2 separate regions of the Homo sapiens genome follow, and region 2 is linked to region 1. The links are chromatin contacts, found by Hi-C or POLR2A ChIA-PET in ENCODE. All regions are on one chromosome and are shown on one strand. The core of a region is the stretch at or near the end of the contact, and the rest is flanking DNA. Distances in the headings are between cores, read along the strand shown.

The links. A loop is a pair of places that touch in the nucleus more often than their neighbours do. ChIA-PET counts read pairs that join two places held with the same protein, here RNA polymerase II (POLR2A). Pooled maps may share reads with other maps.
Region 2: a map of CD4-positive, alpha-beta T cell shows a loop between it and region 1 (2.1-fold over the local background). The contact joins the promoter of TEFM here to the promoter of GOSR1 in region 1. A Hi-C loop is called at or near these places in 2 of 168 maps with a recorded cell type or tissue (CD4-positive, alpha-beta T cell and naive thymus-derived CD4-positive, alpha-beta T cell) and 11 of 50 pooled maps. POLR2A ChIA-PET finds 5 or more read pairs at or near these places in 1 of 52 experiments (PC-9).

The regions. Positions count from the first base shown.
Region 1 is chr17:30,475,355-30,478,932 of GRCh38, forward strand. It overlaps GOSR1 (golgi SNAP receptor complex member 1), which reads left to right and starts at 2,054. Exons shown (of 9, transcript NM_001007025.2): 1 at 2,054-2,110. The coding sequence starts at 2,080. RefSeq lists enhancers at 1,798-1,947, 2,098-2,317.
Region 2 is chr17:30,904,195-30,907,558 of GRCh38, forward strand. TEFM (transcription elongation factor, mitochondrial) reads right to left here and starts at 2,044. Exons shown (of 4, transcript NM_024683.4): 1 at 1,974-2,044; 2 at 1-335. The coding sequence starts at 2,004. RefSeq lists enhancers at 2,534-2,803, 2,782-3,364.

The sequences.
Region 1 (3,578 bases), core at 804-3,303:
TTCTCGTCCATTGCACAGCAGCAATGAGGCTCCCTGCCATGGTGGCAGTGGGGACCACATGCGGAGCAGTAACAAGGCACCCCCTCCCTGGGGAATCAGTGAAGGCCAAGGGAGAGCCTGAACTTCCACTGCCACCTGGAAGTAGCAAGCATTTCCCTATGTCCCCCAGCAGCATAGTGTCAGAGGAAGTCTGCTTAAACAGAAGACATAAATAAGATCAGAATCTCATAACAAATACCTGAAACATCAGGATACAATTTATAAAAATTGTCATTCCAATAGCCCAGAGAACTTCGACTTGAGTGAAAAAAAGACAACAGACCCCAACATCAAGATGACACAGATGTTGGAATTATCTGATGAGGACTTTAAAGCAGCTCTAATAAAAATACTTTAGTGAGCAATTACAAACAAACTTAGAACAAATGATAAAACGAGTCTCAGCAAAGAAACAGAAGATATAATGAGGAACTGAACAGAAGTTTTAGATACGAAAAATGCAATAATTGACATGAACTCAACGAATAGGCTCAACAGCAGAATGGAGGGAACAGAGGAAAGACATACTTTCTGTCAGCAAATCTGAAGACAGAATAGTAGATAGTACCAAATCCGAATGATGGAAAATAGACTGAAAAAAAATTAGCATAACTTCAGAGCTATGTGGGACATTAACACAAGATCTAGCATTCACGTCATCAGACTCCCAGAAAAAGAAGAGAAACAGTATGAGACAGAAAAAGTATTGGAAGAAACAATGGTTGAGAATCCCCCAAATTTGGCAGAAGACATAAATGTCAGAATCAAGAAGCTGAGGATATCCCAAACAGGATAAATCCAAAGAAATCTACACCAAGGCACATCATAACTTCTGAAAACTAAAGAACAGTTCTTGAAAGCAGTGAGAGAGAAAATGTATTTTAGCTACAGTGGAAAAACAATTCCAATTTTAGTCAATTTCTTATCTGAAACTATGGAGGCCAGAAGGAATTGGCACATTTTTCAAGTGCTGAAGAAAGAAATTGTCAACTTCAGATTGTATATCTGGCAACAATATCCGATCCCCCAAGAATGAAGGGAAATCAAGACATTCTCAGATGAAGAAAAACTAATAGAATTTGTCACCAGCTGATCTACTCTTTAAAAAAAAAATGGCTGAGGGAAATTCTTGAAACAGAAAGGAAACGATTAGAAAAAGGAATCTTGGGACACTAGGAACGAAGAAGAGTAAAATATGCATAAATCAAGTAAGCTTTCCTCTTCTCTTGAATTCTCTAACTTATGCCTGACCCTTGAAGCAAATATTGTAACACTGATGTGGTTCTCCTCAATGAATGCAGAGGAAATACTTAAAAACAACTATATTATAAATGAGTGGGGGAAAGAACTTTACAGGAATTAAGGTTTCTACACTTCACTAGAATTAAGTCAGCACCGGTAGACTGTGATAATTTATGTATCTATAAAGTGTGGGTTTGGACAGCAGATTTTATCAGGTTGAGGGCTCAGGCCGAGAGCATGTAGAAGCAGTTAGCTCACTCTTTCTAGATGTGGCGGCTGACAAGGACAAAGAGGGCTGGGACTAGAACTGCTGTAGACAAGGAAAGCAGCCAGTGGAGAAGAGCGCATACGCCAAAGAACGTGGATGATGGAGCACAGGCGGGGAGGTAGGATGAAGGAAATGGCTCTGGGAAGAAAGGGTCTCTATGTCTGAGAAAGGAAGAAATTGGCTGAAGATACAAATTAGAGACAAGGTGAGGGAAATTGAGGGAGTTGCCTGAGGATGATTCTCCTCCCAGTCAAGTAGGCACCTGCTGAGAGAAAGGATAAGCCGAGATGAGGGAGATGATGATGGTTTGGGGCGCAGAAAGCGGGAATGAAAGACAGGAGCTAAAGCCGAAGTTTTTTCTCTCTCGCTACTTAAAAGCTGTAAGATAACGAATTGATCAGCAGGTGGCAGTGTCCGCGGAGGCTCGCATCCCGTCGGCCCTGGCTCTCAAGGCGGAAACACGCACCATGGTGACTTTCCGGCCTGCATCGCCTCTGCTCCCCTATCCCGGCTGACGTTGGACGACAAAGATGGCGGCAGGGACCAGCAGTTACTGGGAAGGTGAGGGCGAGAAGGCCTCCGGGTGCGTCCTACGAGGGTGAGAGGGGCTGAGTGAGGACAGATCTTGGGAGAAGCAGCACAGGAAAGAACCAGACTCCCGGAGCGGCCGAGCTGAGCAGCGGGGCTTGCCTAAGTGGGATCCCCGGGGCCTTGGGGATACCGAACGGTCTGGGGTAGGGGTCTGGCCTGGCCGGGGCGTGTGAGCGGGACGTGGGGCAGGGGTTGGGCAGAGTGGACAGAGCGGGGATGTAGAGGAAGAGGGCTCTCAATCGCCTGGGTAGAATTGTGTTGAGGGAGTAATGGAACTCGGACGAAGGGGCTTGGGGTACGAACTCTGAGAGGAAACGAATGTTGAGGGAGAAGATCCAGAGCCCCGGAGACTGGAGGAGTCAGCGCATTGGAGCTGAGGTCACTATTGGAAAACTGAGTGGGAAAAGAGAAGGAGGAACTTGCATTCCGGTCCGTCGGAGGAAGTATGAAGAGAATAGGAGACAGAATGTCTCTTATTGGGTCTCCATGACAACTACAGGTTGGGGACTTCCAGGACTGGGTGTTTGAAGGAGGAGAAAATAACTTACCCTTCTGCTCTAGAGTCTAGAATCGGTTTTATTGAAAAAGTTGAGAGAACCTGTGTGAATTGCAGTTACATTTGCTATACTTCTCCCACCAAAAAAACCTTCCTGTGATTTGACAAATGCATTTGTTTAATTCCTGAAACTATAGTCGGATAAAGTGAGCTTACATAAAACTCATTCGTGGATTATGATGATCAACAAGAGCAGAGAAAGCTCACCTTTTTCTCCCAACTGTCTCTTTGCTTTACAGCCGCATAGAAACTACTTTCCAAATTCCTTTGACCTGTTTTTATTGCTATACACTGAAGCCTCTAGAAACCACAGTATTGTCACTATCAGCCCCTTGGTCTAAGAAACTCAATTCTAAATTTATCCAGATTTGCCTATCATACTTTCAAAATGCTTTTACTTATGTTTCCTACTAGAGAAGACAATTATTCCAATCACAGAAAAGCGTGCTTATAGTTTAAAACATGTATTACAATGCCCATTTGAAATGTGTGTACCAGCTAGAAAACTTTTTTTTTTTTTTTTTTGGAGACTCGCTATGTCGCCCAGGCTGGAGTGCGGTGGCGCTATCGATCTCGGCTCACTGCAGCCTCCGCCTCCTGCGTTCAAGCGATTCTCCTGTCTCAGCCTCCTTAGTAGCTGGGACTACAGATGCATGCCACCACGCCTGGCTAATTTTTGTATTTTTAGTAGAGACGGGGTTTCACCATGTTGGCCAGGATGTTCTTGATCTCCTGACCTCGTGATCCGCCCGCCTCTGCCTCCCAAAGTGCTGGGATTACAGGTGTGACCCACCGCGCCTGGCCGCTAGAAAACATTTTAAAATTATGTAGAAGAGGCTACTGATATCTTTATTACTAGTCATTAGCCTGTGGTTTTTTGAA
Region 2 (3,364 bases), core at 794-3,293, 430 kb after region 1:
CTTAAACAAGGGCACATTCATTAAACTCTCTAAATTCTGAAATGGCCCAAAGTTTTCTCTGTGCTCTACGATATTGATGGACCTTCTTCCACGAAGCAATCGGAAAGCTTCAAGTTCTTTAGTAGATGCTGTATTCAACACATGCAAGATGGAAGCCTGCTGTTCTGAAGAGAAGAGCTTGTCAAGTGCATTTTCGGGCTCCTTTGCATTTTCATCACAAAAAGTAACATTGGGAGTAATTTTCTTAGGTGTAGTGGATTTTTTCCGACAGCAGAAATTATGTAAGGCCCAGTACAGGGATGACCTCGACGGGGTCAGAAAGCATCTCCACCTCTCTAAAAGGAAAATTTAGCAAAATATAAGTTGGATGTCCTACTTCCTTTGGGGTTAGTTGCAAGCTTGACTAGATCCTTTGCAAAGTCACAAATACTTTCCTGGAATTTAAGAACTAATAGAGGACAATATTAAATTGTCTTGGAGAATCATCTTTTTTTTTTTTTTTTGAGACGGAGTCTTGCTCTGTTGCCCAGGCTGGAGTGCAGTGGCCGATCTCGGCTCACTGCAAGCTCCGCCTCCCAGGTTCACGCCATTCTCCTGCCTCAGCCTCCCAGGTGGCTGGGACTACAGGCGCCTGCCACCACGCCCGGCTAATTTTTTGTATATTTAGTAGAGACGGGGTTTCACAGTGTTAGCCAGGATGGTCTCCATCTCCTGACCTCGTGATCCGCCCACCTCAGCCTCCCAAAGTGCTGGGATTACAGGCGTGAGCCACTGTGCCCGGCCCGAGAATCATCTTTAAAAGAGGATTAGTTTTTAAACTATATTATATAGAGTTTTAAATAGAGCTTTTGTTGTTTTCAAGTCACGAGAGATGTCTCCCGATATTTATGGATCAGTCCGAAGTTTTACTACCTAGAAAATTGTATTTTATACCCATCAGGAAGCAAGTAGTTGAAATAATTATTCCAACTGCTTAAAGTTTCTGATATTTTTAATTTAGAGGAATCTTTTTGTAACTAATATTTCCTGTTAAGGTTTGTCTTAGGCCGGGCGCGGTGACTCACGCTTATAATCCCAGCACTTTGGGAGGCCGAGGTGGGCGGATCACCTGAGGTCGGGAGTTCGAGACCAGCCTGACCAACATGGAGAAACCCTGTCTCTACTAATAATACAAAATTAGCCGGGCGTGGTGGCACATGCCTGTAATCCCAGCTACTCGGGAGGCTGAGGCAGGAGAATCGCTTGAGCCCGGAAGGCGGAGGTTGCGGTGAGCCGAGATCGCACCATTGCACTCCAGTCTCGGCAACAAGAGCGAAACTCCGTCTCAAAAAAAAAAAAAAAAGGGTTTTGTCTTCACTTCCATTTTCACATTTTAGTATCTCATCTGGTGGAACTAAATAAAATTAAATTTTGTACGTTTATAAGAAATGTTTCAGCTAAGTGATAGATTTAAGGGCAGTTTTACTTTCTTCCGTACACTTTTCAAGACTTCTACATGACGTTTTTGCAAGTATGAGAAACACCATACAATGCATAACTTTGTAAAACCAGTGGGAAGTCACTCTAACATCGCAGCCACAGGAAAGTAATGTGGCCAGAGGTAAGCAAGCGGCTGTGAGAATGTGAACCATCCGCCCACTCTGAGGAGCCACCCGTGGACCCTGAGGCCGGGGAAGCACAAATGTTCCGAAAACTGCCCCGTCAGCTAGGCTGGGGCCCCAAGAGAGGGGCCTGAACAAGGGACATGAGGAAGGAAACACTCTAGGACATGAGGGACATGAGGAAGGAAACACTCCAGGTTCCTCCAGAATACCTCCAGCCGTATTCCATTAGCCTCTAGGGTCAGAGGCTAATGACAGACGGGAAATCACCCCAGTGTTCCAAGCACCCTACCTCCCGCCGTATTCCATTAGCCTCTAGGGTCAGAGGCTAATGACAGACGGGAAATCACCCCAGTGTTCCAAGCACCCTACCTCCCGCCGTGAAGAGGACAGACCCGCTCATCTCCAAGTTGAATCAGTAGGTCCAGTCTTCCTCCATTGACTTCCGGTTCCTGCGTGCTGCGCCCAAAAGCGCTCGGCCTGCACTCGGCGGAAAGGTTGTTGTCCAAGCGGCGTTCCGGGGCAAGGCCCGAGGTGTGTCCCGCTGAGCAGTGGGTCGTCCGCGTCTGGGCTGCGGGCTTCCAGGCGGGCGCCTGCCGAGGCCCTGTCCCCGGATCCCGAGTCCCTGGCTGGCCCGCAGTCTTCTTCCACTGCACCGGGGAAACGTTCTTGCCCCTACCGACTCCTGAGAGCCGCTGGGCCGAATCTCCAGGAAGGCGATTCCGAGGCCAGTTTTAGTCTGTAGTGGGTAAAGTGCCTCCTTCGTGGAGACTCCCTGGGTTTCTCCTAGACACTTAGATTGAGGAGCTCCTGTTGGGGCCCAGCCTGTGGCGCCGGGAGCGGGATCAGGTAGGGGCAGCGTAGACAAGGTCCTCAAATAACCTTTTCACCAGGTAGACTGGAATAACGGGGAGAGATGCGAAGTGTTTGAGGAGCTCAGCGGGGAAACAGGGCAGGCAAGGGATTAGGTAAAGGCGAGGGAGGAGGAGATTGCGTTGGCGCTGGAGCGGTATTCCTCTTAGAAGGGATAAAGGGAGATGAATGTAGCGCCGAATTTAGTTGGTCCTTGAATAATGGGTGGAGCAGTTGAATACTCCACCAGATAGGAAGCCTGAAGTCCCCGAGGTTTATGATTTGCAGTCAGACTGGAGAGTGTTCCTAGAAAATTGGCCATATACTGTATAGCGAATGTGAGGCTGGATTGCAGGTGAAGAGCCTGGGAGCAATGAGAAGTCGCGAAGAGAGTGTATCTTCCCAGGTGAGAGGCAAGCGTAAGGAATTTTTTTTTTAACAGTCTTGCTCTGTCGCCCAGGTTGGAGTGCAGTGGTGCGATCTGGACTCACTGCAAACTCCGCCTCCCGATTTCAAGTGATTCTCGTGCCTCAGCCTCCCGAGTAGCTGAGATTACAGGCGAGCGCCACTACGCCCGGCTAATTTTTGTATTTTTAGTAGAGACAGGTGTCACCATGTTGGCCAGGCTGGTCTCGAACTCCTGACCTCAGGTGATCCGCCCGACTCGGCCTCCCAAAGTGCTGGGATTACAGGCGTGGGCCACTGCGCCTGGCCAACCGTAAGGAATTGAACCTAGGAGATGTAAGGAGAGTGGAAAGAAAAGAATTATTTCTGGAAGATGGGGAGCCAGTTTTGTGAAAAACGGGGAATTCAGGAGGGAGGGAAAGGTGATGAGTTTGCGTTTTTATGAGGCAGCAATGGGTTGATTGTTTGTGTCTGGAAGGCAGTGGGGATGTAGGGGAATCATAAGT